Regions from separate parts of the Homo sapiens genome. Here region 1 is linked to region 2. A link is a loop called in an ENCODE intact Hi-C map of the cell type or tissue named here. Cell type or tissue: Calu3. All regions are shown on one strand. Links, peaks and the distances in the headings refer to the core of each region. The heading gives the core; the rest is flanking DNA. Region 1 has its middle 87 kb from the start of RRAGB. Region 2 overlaps KLF8 (KLF transcription factor 8).

Region 1 (8,349 bases), core at 234-8,233, 440 kb before region 2:
AGGCTGGGCGCAGTAGCTCGCGTCTGTAATCCCAGCACTTTGGGAGGCCAAGGCGGGTAGATCACCTGGGGTCAGGAGTTTGAGACCAGCCTGGCCAACATGGCCAAACCCCGTCTTTACTAAAAATACAAAAAATTAGCCGGGCCTGGTTGTGGGTGCCTGTAATCCCAGCTACTCGGAGGCTGAGGCAGGAGAATTGCTTGAAGCCAGGAGGCGGAGGTTGCAGTGAGCCGAGATCGTGCCATTGCACTCCAGCTTGTACAAGAGCAAAACTCCGTCTCAAAAAAAAAAAAAAAAAAAATTAAACAAAAAAATAGACTACATTAAACTAGAAAATATCAGTATACACCACATGAAGCAAGGCATATCATTTCTGTGAAACTTTTGCTGTGTGTGTGTATGTCTGTGTGTGTTTGGTTTTGATGTGAAATGTTGTTCTTACATGTATTACATTCAGTTTGAAAGCCTCTGTTGTAGTTACAGGATAAGTAATCTGAAAATGTGGTGGAAAGGGAATTTGTAAATAAAGAAGAGTTGGGAGAGACATTGCAGACAGAATGGACATGCCTTGGTGACTAACTGGATTGTAGGGAGGGATCATTAAGGTGAAAAAAGGAGGAACTGAACATCATCATGAGCTTCCACTGGGTAATATGATGATAATTATTCTTTTTACAAAAATGGGACTATATGGTTGCATTCCACTCAGATGGCTCTCAGAATTGCAGCTGACAGTGAATAACATTGACTTATATGATTCATTTACCTCCTGCCTAGTCTCTTTGTCTCTAGGCTCTCCCTCTTTTATTTCTTTCTTATGACTGATTAGGTGGATTTAATTTTCTGAAAGCACAGTACTCAACAGTTTCAGCTCTGCTCTAAAACTCTACATGATTGTCTACTGTCTGAATTATTTGGGATCATGGCCTTCATTACCTATTTCAATTTAGTAGAATATCTTTAGTGTAATAAGTGGGGTCTAAAATGTTATACTGAATTCAATGCAAGATCAGAGCCTTGAATTTAGTGGCTCTTCAGGTAGGGAGTTTACAGACAATTTTACTTTTAAGAAAATCTGCTTGTTCCAATTGCTCACTATTCCTTAAAACCACTAGATTTGTCAGGCGATGGCAGCAAAGAGCTGGTTACCTGAGAAACAGTCTGGGTCCTCAAGTGCCTGACTACTGACTGTTTAACTTTTATAAGCATAATTATCTCATGTAAACTTCATAAGTATTCTGAGGTAGATACTATTCTTCTCTCAATTTTACAAGTGAAGAATTGGAACAAATAGAATTCAGGTACTTTCTCAGGTCACAAACCTAGTTATGGTGGAGCCAGAATTTGAAGTGTCTCAATCAGAATCATGGTTCCTTCTACTGCATAAACCAATCTTCTCTGGATGCGATAACATACAGCTGTGTAGCCTCAGGCAAATTCATTTTAACTTCTCAGAATCTGTATCATTATTTGCAATGTTGGGTTAATACCTTAAAGGTGTGAGAATTAAATAAAATTATAGGTATAAACCTCTTAGCACATGCTAAGTGTTAAATCTTATTCCTCTTTTATTTCCTCAAGGAAGAAAAGATAAACAATAAATTAGTTGGTCAACATAGTCATATGCTGTAGAAAGATTGAGTCAGCGTCAGCTATGACCTAGGAATAATCTAACATGGTTTGGATCTATGTCCCTTCCCAAATGTTGTGTCAAATTTTAATCAATCCCCAATGTTGGAGGTGGGGTCTGGTGGAAGGTGTTGGATAGTGGGGGCGGTTTCTCATGATTGGTTTAACACCATCCCCTTGGTACTGTTGTGATAGTGAGTTCTCACAAGATCTGGTTGTTTAAAAATGTGTGGCACATCCCCGCTCTCTTTATTCCTCCTGCTCCTGCCATGTAAGACACCTGCTTCTGCTTTGCCTCCTTCCATGAGTAAAAGCTCCCTGAGGCCTCTTCAGAAGCAGATGCCACAGTGATTCCTGTACAGCCTGCAAAATCATGAGCCAATTAAACCTCTTTTCTTTATAAATTACCCAGTCTCATGTATTTCTTTATAGCTGTGTGAGAATGTAATAACACATAGACTCAGTTTGTATGCTGGCAATTCTTTATTTTAATTTGACAATTAAGTTGCTTTGGAGCGGAGGAGGCAGAAGCCACATCCACTGGACATGAAGAGTGGACAGTGATAAAGGAAAGAAGTGATGCAGGGAAGAAAAACAATAAGATGGCAGAAATGTCCAGGCAAGTATTTCTTTTCATAACTCCTTTAAAAATTCATACTTGGCCTGGTCTTATCCCAAAATAAATTTCTTAGAATGTCTGACCAACAGTTTCTGAGTGAAAGATTGCCTAGTATATATTTTGAATACCACATATATGCTCTTTTTGAGACTGGAAAGACTGAGCTCAGTATAGAAGAGAAAGCAGACAAATATTCATCACATTAAAACAGGAAACTGAATTTCTTTCAAATGGCTCAGTTGGAAACAACTAAATTTTAATAGCTCCCTTCATTGTAGCTCCAGAGTAACAATTATAATTTCCAACATTTATTGATTACTTACCATATATTAGGCACACTTCTAAGCATTCATATATTTAACTCTAATCCTCAAAACTTCCATTAATTAGGTTTTATTATGGATGATAAAACTGAGGCACAGAGAGGTTAGGTTATTTGCCCACAAGTCACATGGTTAGTGAGTGACAGAACTGAGACTTAAGTCCAAGGCAGTTTATTGTGTCCCACTATCCTCTACTGCTGTACTGCTAGAGTAACAGAAAAGATCTTAGAGAAGGAGATGACTGCACCCTGTATGCACCCTGTATAGCCCGGGAATGTCAGATTAAAGTGAACAGATCTGGACAGACACGTTATTTCTAGATGAGGTTAAAGCTAAATCTGCCTCACAGTATTGAGGCTGATTTAGCTCAAGTTGTTTTCAATTTCCTTTCATATGTTCAACAAGCCTATACTGAAGATAGTCTGCTTGCAAAAAAGGTCTCACTAGGCTGGAAACTCCTTGAGGGCATAAACATGTCTGTTTTTCCTCCCTCACTGACTCCGCACAACATAGTACAGTGCCTGACATGTCACAGAATCCATGATGAATCAGTGAAAAAAGGCTTCTGCTCTAGATGGTCTCTGTGCTAGAGAGAGAGAGAAAGAGAGAGAGGAGACAGAGAGGGGAGAAAGAGAGGAGAGAGAGAGAGAGAGAAATGCTGCATGAACTGAGATTGAGAATAAATCTAGCTTTAGTTAATAGCTTTTAGATTTCTGTGTAGTCACATTTTTTTACATTCTCAGTTGGAGCGGGTAGGTTACAGTGCTTGAGCCTGCAGCTTGATGATTTTCTGAGCCAGATTTCTAAGGTAACTCCTGAAACTTTCAGCAAGACAAAAGCATTTTGTAGCTGGGGGCATTTGAGGATAACATCAGTTCATTTCATGTTGAGGCAAGACACATAATCTGAGGCAGGACACATTGTCTTACTCTGAGACTGTTCTCTGGTAAGGAAAAGATGGCCAAAGTTATGCATGCTTCATACTTTTCCACTCCAGACACTTTCTCTGCCTCTAGCCATGCTTTCTTAGGCAGAGCCCTTGGGGACTAGAGTCTGAAACCCCCAAAGGAAGAAAGTTGGTCTTTCTTCTGCTACATACTTAATGGAGTAGGTGGGGTACAACTTTCAGTGGCCCAGATTGGCAAGAGCTACATATATGTCTGAACATGGAAAACACAGTGATTTTTCTCTAAAGTAACCTGGTGTAGAAGTAAAAAGATTGGCATTAAAGTCAAACAGACCAACTTTACACTTTCTAGATGCATTATTTTGAATAAGTCTCTTAACCTCTCTGAGCCTCAATTTCCTCATCAATAAAATGGTAACACCACCACCATACCAGCTTCACAAGGCTGTGAGGAGAAAGAGATGAAATAATGTATCTAAAGCTCCCTAACAATGCTTGGCACATATTTGGTACTCAATCATAGTAGATATTAATACTATTAATAAAAGTTGATCCAGTTGTAGATCCACAGTGAGATGAATCTGGAACACCTGGCTCAGAGAGATGCTAAGGAGAAGATTGCTTAATTAACTCCCCAGAAACTGAAACTCTGGACCACCAAAATGTCATCAGGCATTGGAGTCTCTACAAATCCCTGGCCACAGTGAACCTGGGAAGGGTCAACAGAAAGCTCCATGGTCATGCCTTCCTAAGGATTCATTTAAGCAGAGATACTCATTGTGGTACTGAGGGAACTTAGCGCTGAGATGTCCCTGGCTGTCTGCGGCTTTCCTTGGAGAACTGGCTCTGTGTGATAGCCCTAGTGGTAATAGCTTCTTTGCCTGATCTGGATCCATCCCTATCCAGTCTCTGCCATACCTGGCTCCTGGCTGGCTTATCTGCCACCCGATCTGAAACCTAGTTCTGTATCCACCCTTATTAGCCATTCTGGTCCCAATGTCATTCAAGATTTCAACTTCATTCAGTATCCTGCCAGAGTAATAATGATAATAACTGCTATTTGGAGAGCACCCACTATGCATGAGGCATTTTATTTACATTATCTCATTTCATCCTCATAGTAACTTACTTAACACACCCCTGCTGAAAACTCTCAGATGATCCTTACCTTTCAAATATAAATGCTGAAATGTTTATGTATGAAAGGATAGCAAGTGCGGAATTTGCTTCCAAATTTGGATCTGTAGGCAGTTAGGTGGGTGTATAGATGAAACAAGAGAGACCGTGACTTAATAAGTATTAAAAATGACAAGTACAAGGGAGTTCATTATATGATTCTACTTTTGTGTTTATATTTGAAACTTTCTATTATAAAAATGTTTTAACAATTAACAGAAAAGCAAAGCAGAGACACATGCGTGCATGCACACACACAATCCCCAAACAAACAAAAATCCTCTCAGATGACCTCTCATCACACTTAGAACACATTCATAATTTTTTATAAGACATAAAAGGACCAACATGACCTATTATTTTTATCTCACCTACTACTCCCTCCCAGGCCTACTGAATTCTATCCACAATGTTCTCCTTGCTGTTCTTTAAATGCTCTTGCTCTGCATCAGGGCTTTGGACTTGATGTTCCCTCTACATGGATCACTCGTTTCTCAAATATTCACATGCCTTGCTCTTTCTTTTTATTTTTTATTTTTAAGAAGGTTACTATAATTCATACTTTTTTTTTTTTTTACTAAACTTTAAGTTTCAGGGTACATGTGTACAATGTACAGGTTTGTTACATGTGCCATGTTGGTGTGCTGCACCCATTAACTTGTCATTTAACATTAGATATATCTTCTAATGCTATCCCTCACCATTCCCCCCACCCCACAACAGGCCCCAGGGTGTGATGTTCCCCTTCCTGTGTCCACGTGTTCTCATTGTTCGACTCCCACCTATGAGTGAGAACATGTGGTGTTTGGTTTTTTGTTCTTGAGATAGTTTGCTGAGAATGATGGTTTCCAGCTTCATCCATGTCCCTACAAAGGACATGAACCCATCCTTTTTTATGGCTGCATAGTATTTCATGGTGCATGAAATCCAGTCTACCATTGTTGGACATTTGGGTTGGTTCCAAGTCTTTGCTATTGTGGATAGTGCCGCAATAAACATACTTGGGCATGTGTCTTTATAGCAGCATGATTCATAATTCTTTGAGTATACACTCAGTAATGGGATGGCTGGGTAAAATGGTATTTCTAGTTCTAGATCCCTGAGGAATCGCCACACTGACTTCCACAATGGTGGAACTAGTTTCCAGTCCCACCAACAGTGTAAAAGTGTTCCTATTTCTCCACATCCTCTCCAGCACCTGTTGTTTCCTGACTTTTTAATGATTGCCATTCTAACTGGTATGAGATGGTATCTCATTGTGGTTTTGATTTGCATTTCTCTGATGGCCAGTGATGATGAGCATTTTTTCATGTGTTTTTTGGCTGCATAAATGTCTTCTTTTGAGAAGTGTCTGTTCATGTCCTTCACCCACTTTTTGATGGGGTTGTTTGTTTTTTTCTTGTAAATTTGTTTGAGTTCATTGTAGATTCTGGATATTAGCCCTTTGTCAGATGAGTAGATTGCAAAAATTTTCTCCCATTCTGTAGGTTGCCTGTTCACTCTGATGGTAGTTTCTTTTGCTGTGCAGAAGCTCTTTAGTTTAATTAGATCCCATTTGTCAATTTTGTCTTTTGTTGCCATTGCTTTTGGTGTTTTAGACATGAAGTCCTTGCCCATGCCTATGTCCTGAATGGTATTGCCTAGGTTTTCTTCTAGGGTTTTTATGGTTTTAGGTCTAACATTTAAGTCTTTAATCCATCTTGAATTAATTTTTGTATAAGGTGTAAAGAAGGGATCCAGTTTCAGCTTTCTACATATGGCTAGCCAGTTTTCCCAGCACCATTTATTGCATAGTGAATCCTTTCCCCATTGCTTGTTTTTGTCACGTTTGTCAAAGATCAGATAGTTGTACATATGCGGCCTTATTTCTGAGGGCTCTGCTCTGTTCCATTTGTCTATATCTCTGTTTTGGTACCAGTACCATGCTGTTTTGGTTACTGTAGGCTTGTAGTATAGTTTGAAGTCAGGTAGCGTGATGCCTCCAGCTTTGTTCTTTTGGCTTAGGATAGACTTGGCAATGTGGGCTCTTTATTGGTTCCATATGAACTTTAAAGTAGTTTTTTCCAATTCTGTGAAGAAAGTCATTGGTAGCTTGATGGGGATGGCATTGAATCTATAAATTACCTTGGGCAGTATGGCCATTTTCACCATATTGATCCTTCCTACCCATGAGCATGGAATGTTCTTCCCTTTGTTTGTATCCTCTTTTATTTCATTGAGCAGTGGTTTGTAGTTCTCCTTGAAGAGGTCTTTCACATCCCTTGTAAGTTGGATTCCTAGGTATTTTATTCTCTTTGAAGCAATTGTGAATGGGAGTTCACTCATGATTTGGCTCCCTGTTTGTCTGTTATTGGTGTATAAGAATGCTTGTGATTTTTGCACATTGATTTTGTATCCTGAGACTTTGCTGAAGTTGCTTATCAGCTTAAGGACATTTTGGGATGAGACAATGGAGTTTTCTAGATATACAATCATGTCATCTGCAAAGAGGGACAATTTGACTTCCTCTTTTCCTAATTCAATGCCCTTTATTTCTTTCTCCTGCCTGATTGCCCTGGCCAGAACTTCCAACCCTACGTTGAATAGGAGTGGTGAGAGAGGGCATCCCTGTCTTGTTCCAGTTTTCAAAGGGAATGCTTCCAGTTTTTGCCCATTCAATGTGATATTAGCTGTGGGTTTGTCATAGATAGCTCTTATTATTTTGAGATACATCTGATCAATACCGAAATTATTGAGAGTTTTTAGCATGAAGCGTTGTTGAATTTTGTTGAAGGCCTTTTCTGCATCTATTGAGATAATCATGTGGTTTTTGTCATTGATTCTGTTTATATGCTGGATTATGTTTATTGATTTGCATATGTTGAACCAGGCTTGCATCCCAGGGATGAAGCCCACTTGATCATTGTAGATAAGCTTTTTGATGTGCTGCTGGATTCAGTTTGCCAGTATTTTATTGAGGATTTTTGCATCGATGTTCATCAGGGATATTGGTCTAAAATTCTCTTTTTTTGTTGTGTCTCTGCCAGGCTTGGTATCAGGATGATGCTGGCCTCATAAAATGAGTTACGGAGGATTCCCTCTTTTTCTATTGGTTGGAATAGTTTCAGAAGGACTGGTACCAGCTCCTCCTTGTACCTCTGGTAGAATTCAGCTGTGAATCCATCTGGTCCTGAACTTTTTTTTGTTGCTAAACTATTAATTATTTCCTCAATTTCAGAGCCTGTTATTGGTCTATTCAGAGATTCAACTTCTTCCTGGTTTAGTCTTGGGAGGCTGTATGTGTCGAGGAATTTATCCATTTCCTCTAGATTTTCTAGCTTATTTGCATACAAGTGTTTATAGTATTCTCTGATGGTAGTTTGTATTTCTGTGGGATCAGTGGTGATATCCCCTGTATCATTTTTTATTGCATCTATTTGATTCTTCTCTCTTTTCTTCTTTATTAGTCTTGCTAGTGGTCTATGAGTTTTGTTGATCTTTTCACAAAACCAGCTCCTGGATTCACTGATTTTTTTAAGGGTTTTTTGTGTCTCTATTTCCTTCAGTTCTGCTCTGATCTTAGTTATTTCTTGCCTTCTGCTAGCTTTTGAATGTGTTTGCTCTTGCTTCTCCAGTTCTTTTAATTGTGATGTTAGGGTGTCAATTTTAGATCTTTCCTGCTTTCTTTTGTGGGCATTTAGTGCTACAAATTTCCC
Region 2 (8,349 bases), core at 221-8,220:
CCTGAGCTCAAGTTATCCTCCCGCCTTGGCCTCCCAAAGTGCTGGAACTACAAGCATGAGCCACTGTGCCAGGCCCTCTTTCTTCCTTTTTAAAATGAGGAAATAATGGTGCCTACTACTAGGGTTGTAAGGATTAAATGAAGATATCTATAGATAGATAAATAGATATAAACAGAACAGTGTCTGACACAAAGTAAGCACTCAATGAATGTCGGCTGTTATAGTTCTTTTTATCACCATTCCATTATTAATGTCATGCTGCAGAGATATCCTGAAGGCTTTCCCAAAGGCCCATTGCAACACTACTCTTAATTCCTCTGGAAGATGTGCAATAAAATTGTCTGAAAATAAATGTGTACTGTAGTCTTTCTCAAAACCCTTAAGCATTGATTTTTATTTTTAAATAGTTCCAGTACTTCTTATAGGTTAGAGGCCAAAGATGAATGATATCTGCTTAAGATCTTCCTAAGTGATTAGTTGTGTTGTCCTTAAATGTGTTCTTCTTTTAGCAGACAGTTTTTCAGAAAGAAGGTGCTCACCAGATTTGAGGTATTAGAAAATGGTTGGGGAGCACTATAATTTGAGTCAGAGGACTAAAGTTTCAGTTCTGATTCTAGCACTTCTAAACTATGTGATGTCAGGCCTCCAAATTTATTATGTGTGAAATGGAAATTATATGAAAGCTGTGTATTTCCTTACTGTAAAGCTATGTTGATGTATATAAGACATTATTTGAATTGTCCAAATGCTGTATCCTGTCAAAGCACAAGGTCTTTCTTAGGCCCGGGTCAGGGTTTCCAGTGCTCTGCTTTCTTTTTAGTTGTAGGTTCTAATGACTCTGCTTTGCACCCCTTGTCACTTTATCTCTAGGCATTTTTCCCTTTCAGGGTTGGCCAAAGGATGGGATGTTTTCTTCTTAGCCAGCACCTGCTCCAGTTCCTTGGAGGCACTGTTCACTTTTGTAAGACAAGCTGATCATTATAGGAAATGCCACTTTTGTATAATATAAACTTGGGGACATGACAAAAGTTACATAATTTTATCAAACTCCTGTAGTCACAGTACCTGGAATGTGGTTTGTGATGTCCTGCATATATGAGACATTGACCCACTGGCGATGGGACTCAATCTTCTTCCCTATTTCTTCCTCCTCTGTTTCCTTCTATAGGACCCATGCCCTTAGGAGAAGGACCAGAAAGTCCAGCTTGTAGACACAAAGGCTTGAAGAGCCAATCCAAGCAGAATAATGGTTATTACCTCAAGTTGGTAATTTGCATTTCTGGTGTCCTCCTGCCTGAGTGATTCACATCTCAATGGCCCAGGCCATATATACTATAACCCCCTTTTGTATATTTCCTTACCACTTCCCTGACAGCTTTTGTGCAGCTGTCTGGTCTCTCTTAGGCACTTAGAGCAGAAATTCCAACTCTAGAGAAGAGCAAGAGGCTCATAAATCCCTCTTCAAAAAAAAACAGAGCCTTCTTTAAGACCTTCTGTGGGCCTTAATTTTCTTCAGTTTTCAATTTTGCCTGGGTAAATATTTTTTAAAATTAAATTTAAAAAAGGAGGTTATATACCTTCCCAGTATCTTTCCTTATAGTCATTCCTACCAATATTTAGAAGGTTGACCAGGATTACCTAATGGCTATTCCATTTGGCTGTTTTCTGGGTGAGGGCACTAGCCAGAAATGGCTGAGACATTATTAATTGTCAGCTCTCCCTCTTATACTATTTTACTAAAATATTTGTGATATAGGAGGGCCAAGAAGTATTTTTCAGGCTCCTTGATTGTTGCTATTAAAGCTTTTGAAGATGGGCAGTTATAGTTCTGGATATGGCTCTATCTTTCCTCATTTCCCTGATCATTCATTCCTTTATTCACTGGACATTAGTACATAGTGTATAGGAGATGCTCTGCTAAAAGATAGGGATACAAAAAAAGGAACAAGACTAGGTAACTATTGAAGGGCTCACCTGGTGGTGAAGGAAACGGACAGTTCCTCTTTGTGCCAGGTACTGTTGTAAATACTTGAACATATATCAACTTGATACATCCTCATAGTAATTCTGTGACCTGGTACTATAATTATTCCCATTTTACAGATGAGAAAACAGACACAGGAGGCTGGAAAAACTTTGCCCAACTTCTTACTGTTAAGAAGTCACAGAATCAGAATGTGATTCTAGGCACTCACTCCAGAGCCCACATGTTTTACTACACTTTGAGAGCAATGTGGAGTATTGACCAGAAGGGGAAGGAAGTGACTATGAAATGATGAAGGGCTAGATTTAAGAGATATATCTGCAGGAGAATTATTATAGCTGATAACCAACTGGCTGAAGATAGGGAGAGAGGAGTCAAAGGTGGCTGACCCCTAGGTTTTTAGACTGATAGACTGGGTTTATGGTGGTGCTAGAAATTAAGATTAGAAATATAAGAGGTGGAGCAGGTTTGTGAACTCATGGGGTATAAAAGTCCTATTTGATACACAGGACAGATTCTTTGGGCCAGAGTTCAAGATTCTGATAATCAACAATAATAATGGTGGTGATAATAGCTAACTGAGAGTGTTCTATATGCCAGGATTTGTTTTAAGTGTATTTACATGTACAGTTATTCATCCCTTAATGAAGGGGATATGTTCTGCAAAATACATCCTTAGACAATTTTTACATTGTGTGAATATCATAGAATGTACTAACATAAACCTAGATGGTATAATCTACTACAACCTAGGCTATATGGTATAGCTTATTGCTCCTAGGCTACAAACTTCTATAGCATGTTACTGTACTGGACACTGTAGGCAGTTGTAGCATAATGGTGTATATTTGTGTATCTAAACATAGAAAAGGCACAGTTAAAATATGGCATAAAAGATTTTAAAATGGTGTACCTGAACACCACTTAACATGAAGGAAACTTGCAGAACTAGAAGTTGCTCTGAGTAAGTCACTTAGTGAGTAGCGAGTGAATGTTAAGGCCTAGGACATTACTGTACCTTACTTTAGACTTTTTAAACAGTGTACACTAGGCTACACTAAATTTATAAACAATTTTTTCTTATAAATTAACCTTAGCTTACTATAACTTTTTTAGCTTAAAACACAAATCCTGTACAGCTGTACAAAAATATTTTATTTCTTTGTATTCTTATTTTATAAGCTTTTTTCTATTGTTAATTATTTTTTTTTTGCTTTTTACAAGTTTTTGTTAAAAACTAAGACACAAAGACACATCAGCCTAGGCCTATGAGGGTCAGGATCATCAATATCACTGTCTTCTACCTTATATCTTGTCCCACTGGAAGATCTTCAGGGGTAATAACATGCATGGAGCTGCCGTCTGGTATGACAACAATACCTTCTTCTGGGATACCTCCTGAAAGACCTGCCTGAGAATGTTTTATAATTAACTTTTTTTTAGTAAGTAGAAGGAGTACACTCTAAAATGATGATAGAATGTATAGTGTAGTAAATACAGAAAACAATAACATAGTCATTTGTTATCATTGTTAAGTATTACATACTGTATATAATTATATTGACTGACAGCACAGTCGATTTGTTTACACCAGCATCACCACAAATACATGAGTAATGCTTTGCACTGTGACATTACAGCGGGTATGATATCACTAGGTGATAGGAATTTTTTAGCTCTGTTATAATTGTATAGAATCATTGTCGTATCTATGAGAACACTTGGACACAGGAAGGGGAACATCACACACTGGGGCCTGTCATGGGGTGGGGGGAGAGCGGAGGGATAGCATTAGGAGATATACTTAATGTAAATGACGAGTTAATGGGTGCAGCACACCAACATGGCACATGGATACATATGTAACAAACCTGCACGTTGTGCACGTGTACCCTAGAACTTAAAGTATGAAAAAAAAAAGAACAGTGTCGTATCTGTGGGTCATCGTTGACTGAAACGTCATTACATGGCATATGAATGTATTAACATGGAATGTTCACATTAACTCTGTTAAGGCAATACCGTGTTACCCCCTCTTTTGGCAGGTGAAGAAACTGAGGTTCATAGAAGCTAATATAGCCTCTCAGAATCACTCTGCTTCCTCAACTCTGCTGTCTCTTAATCCATAGGAATCGAAGAACAGATTGGAGTTGGCTGTCTTAAGTTGTACTTGCTAGAAATAATGAAGCCTGTTGAAGGTGTTGTGTGAATGCAGAGGGAGAATCGAATCTTCTCCACTCCTACGCATGGTTCTGGCAGCAACAAAGAAAGCTCTCCTGGCGTTTTGGTGCCCCCCTGTGGGCTGTATGAGAGTTACCTGACCTCACATTCTTTTTCCACCATCACACCTCCTTTTCCTGTCTTAGAAATCAGAAAAAGCTTAGCTACCCTCTCTACCACCTCTCACTTCATAGTTAATTACACCTCAGGCATCTTTCATGCATAAATTCTCTAATTTTCTTTCGTTCTTTTCCACCCTTTTCCAATTTCTGTACTTGAGAAAACACATTCCCTCACTCTCCTTTTCTGTCACTGTCATCAAAAACCTTCGAAAATGTGATTAAACACCTACCATGTACCAGGCAATGTTCTAGGGCCTTGGAATACATTAGTGAAAAAAACAAAGATGAAAGTATCTGCCTGCAAGGAGCTCAGATTCTATTGGAAGTCAGTTTTCTTAATTCTGGCTTCTACTATTCTTATTACTTACTACAGTTCCTCCATTAACCTGTTAAAAGAGAAACTTTAGACAAATTACACTTAACAGTTTAATCGAGCAAAGAATGATTCATGAATCAGGCAGCCCCCAGAAGAAATAATAGATTCAGAGCAACTCTGGGGCTGCCATGTAGTCAGATAATATTTATGGACAGAAAATGGAAGTGAGGTACAGAAACAGCTGGATTGGTTATATCTCAGTATTTGCCTTATTCAAACACTTTGAGTTGTTGACTGCCTGTAATTGGCTGAAACTCTGTGATTGGCGCAACAGTAGATTACACTGTCTACACATCCAGTTAGGTTATGGTTCATTATGGATGGGGAAACCTTTAGGCTGAACTTGAAATATGTAAGGAGGAAGCTTTAAGCTAACCTTAATTTAACAAACCCCACCCCCAAGTTCCATGGAAGCCTTAGGGTTCTGCAGAGGATAGTCTGAAATCTTTTAATCATAGATGGACAAGTTGTGGCTTAGGAAAAAAAAGGCCTTGCCAAAGATTATGGGATGTGAGTGCTGCACATCTAACTCCCAGAAAATCTGGTTGAGGAAGAAAGCTAGTAGGTGCTTCTAGTATGAATGACTGATGGTTTAAGGCAGCTGAATTAAGACACTAATTCCTTTTTTTAAGAGGAAAAACTAAAGAAGAAAGAGAAAACTGTTTTTATTACCCCACCTGGCTTGCAGATTTAAGAGACGTAGACAGATAAAATACGTCTCTAGAGAGATTTGGCCTTGATGTGTAAATAAGTTCACTCGGGTAAATATATATATAGGAGCTTGGAACTCCTTCAAGCAAGAACTAGACCAGGAAGGTAGAATACTGAAAACTGTAGCTATACTGATGTTCCTCTGAAGGCAGAGCATGTTGGAGAAATAGGAAGAAACAGATTACCTGCATGCAGTTTGGTGGAGGGGAGCAGCTAATATTATTGGGGAAAAGTTAGGTCCATCTTGATGAGTAAAATAAATCAGAAGGTTTCAATGACTTATCAGTATCTGGTAAGCACTGAAAGATAAAGGTCATAGAACACACATAACATTAATGGCATATTTATGCATATAGTGGGTTAGATTTTATTCTGAAAGTTGTCTTTTCCTTTTCTCTTTTCCAGATATGGATAAACTCATAAACAACTTGGAGGTCCAACTTAATTCAGAAGGTGGCTCAATGCAGGTATTCAAGCAGGTCAGTTATCAGGAAAATAGGGTGCTAATATTGGGCCATAATAGTATTGAATACCTGGTAGTGATTACAGAATTTAAACTCATTTTTCTTTCTATAACATGTTTGGGGATTGAGAAGAGGTGAAGGAAGACATATTTCTAGAAAGTATATGAATGCCTTGGTTTCATAGTCAGCTGGGGAGTAGATCTGGCCTAAAAGAAACATAGCCTCTGGAATCAAGGCTATAAAGACAAGAGTAGACCTTTAGTAGACAATAGCAACTATTTATATAGCACTATTTCATATTTCAGATAGGATGAAGATTAAATGCATTGTCTTATTTAATCTTCACCATAATCCTGTTGAACAGTGTATTAATTAGTATTCTCCAGAGAAACAGAACCAACAGGATATGTGTGTATGGTGTATGTGTGTGTGTATGCATATATGTACATGGAGAGAGAGAGAGAGAGAGATTTCAAGAAATTGGCTCATTAGATTGTGGAGGCATGGCAAGTCCAAAACCCCATCAGGGGTAGGCCGGCAGGCTGGAGATTCAGAAGGAGTTACAGTTTGAGTCCAAAAGCAGATTGTGAGAAGAATTCTTTCTTGCTCTATGGAGGACAGTCTTTGTTTTAAAAACTAAGGTCTTCAACTGATTGGTTGAGGACCACTCACATTATAGAGAGTAATGTGCCCTATTTAAAGTACAATGTTTTAAATGTTGGTCTCATCCAAAAAAATACCTTCACAGAAACATCTAGAATAATGTTTGACCAAATATCTGGGCACTGTAGCCCAGCCAAGTTGTCACATAAAATTAACCATCATTATTCTTAGTTTCCCCATTTGATGGAAAATAAAACTGGCCTTGAACACTCCAAGAATTAGGATTCGAAACAGGTTATCTGGATTTTATGTCCCAGGGCTCTGTGCTAGATGTTGAAGTCCCGTCTTTCTTGGGGTTGCAAATTCACTGCATGAGTGAAACTCAAATACAGTCAAAATTAACCTTGAAAATCCTTAAATCACCTATAGACTTGAGTATACAGTGTTGTATATACAATACTTGTCTGTTTCTTTATTTAATTCATCAGATAAAGTTGGTTACATTTAGGAATCTTTTTGTTATAATTTCAACTTTTATTTTATTTTTTGAATTTTTATATATTTATTTATTTATTTATTTATTTATTTGAGACGGAGTCTCGCTTTGTCACCCAGGATGGAGTGCAGTGGCACAATCTTGGCTCACTGCATCCTCTGCCTTCCAGGTTCAAGCTATTCTTCTGCCTCAGCCTCCTGAGTAGCTGGGACTACAGGCACGCACCACCATGCCCGGCTAATTTTTGTATTTTTAGTAGGGACAGGGTTTCACCATATTGGCTAGGCTGGTCTCGAACTCCTGACCTCATGATCCGCCCACCTCGGCCTCCCAAAGTGCTGGGTTTATAGGTGTGAGCCACCGTACCTGGCCTTATTTTTAATTTTTGTAGGTACATAGTAGGCGTATATATTTATGGGATACATTGAGATGTTTTCATACAGGCATGCAATGTGAAATAATCACATTATGGAGAATGGGGTATCCATCCCTGCAGCATTTATCCTTTGTGTTACAAACAATGCAATTACACTCTTTTAGATATTTTTTAAGTGTACAATTAAGTTATTATTGACTCTAGTCACCCTATCATGCTATCAAATAGTAGGTCTTATTTGTTATTTCCAACTTTTTTTTGTTTTTGAGATGGAGTCTCTCTCTGTTGCCCAGGCTGGAGTACAGTGGTGGCTTCTCAGCTCACTGCAACCTCCGCCTCCCAGATTCAAGCAATTATCTTGCCTCAGCCTCCTGAGTAGCTAGGACTACAGGCACATGCCACCACGCCCAGCTAATTGTTTGTATTTTTAGTAGAGACAGGGTTTCACCATGTTGGCCAGGCTGGTCTCAAAATCCTGACCTCAGGTGATCTGCCCATGTCGGCCTCCCAAAGTGCTGGGGATTACAGGAGAGAGCCACTGCACCCAGACAATTTCTAACTATTTTTTCGTACACATTCACCATGACCACCTCCTCCTCAACACCCCACTGCCCTTCCCAGCCTCTGGTAACCATCCTTCTACTCTCTATGTCCATGAGTTCAATGGTTTCGATTTTTAGATCCCACAAATAAATAAGAACATGTGATATTTGTCTTTCTATACCTGACTTATTTCACTGAACATAATAATCTCCAGTTCCACCCATGTTATTGCAAATGACAGGATCTCATTCTTTTTATGGCTGAATAGTACTCCATTGTGTATCTGTAACACATTTTCTTTATCCATTCATCTGTTGATGAATACTTAGGTTGCTTCCAAATCTTAGCTATTGTGAATAGTGCTGCAACAAACATGGAAGTGCAGATATCTCTTTGATATACTGATTTCCTTTCTTTTTGGTATATACCCAGCAGTGGGATTGCTGGATCATAT

The links. Peaks named below come from ENCODE experiments on the same cell type or tissue, not always from the same donor. Only the 100,000 strongest peaks of a DNase experiment are listed, where the experiment ranks them.
Region 1: a loop joins it to region 2, with 6 times the contacts of the local background. A loop is called at or near these places in 6 of 110 quality-filtered maps.

What each region holds. Positions count from the first base shown.
Region 1 is chrX:55,800,858-55,809,206 of GRCh38, forward strand. No RefSeq gene overlaps it. Among named protein-coding and RNA genes, the nearest start is that of RRAGB, 87 kb to the left of the region's middle. In Calu3, for the core only: no CTCF peak of the experiment used is centred there; no DNase peak of the experiment used is centred there.
Region 2 is chrX:56,244,413-56,252,761 of GRCh38, forward strand. It overlaps KLF8 (KLF transcription factor 8), which reads left to right. Exons shown (of 6, transcript NM_007250.5): 2 at 5,819-5,892. Among named protein-coding and RNA genes, the nearest start is that of KLF8, 16 kb to the left of the region's middle. In Calu3, for the core only: no CTCF peak of the experiment used is centred there; a DNase peak (open chromatin) is centred at 4,259.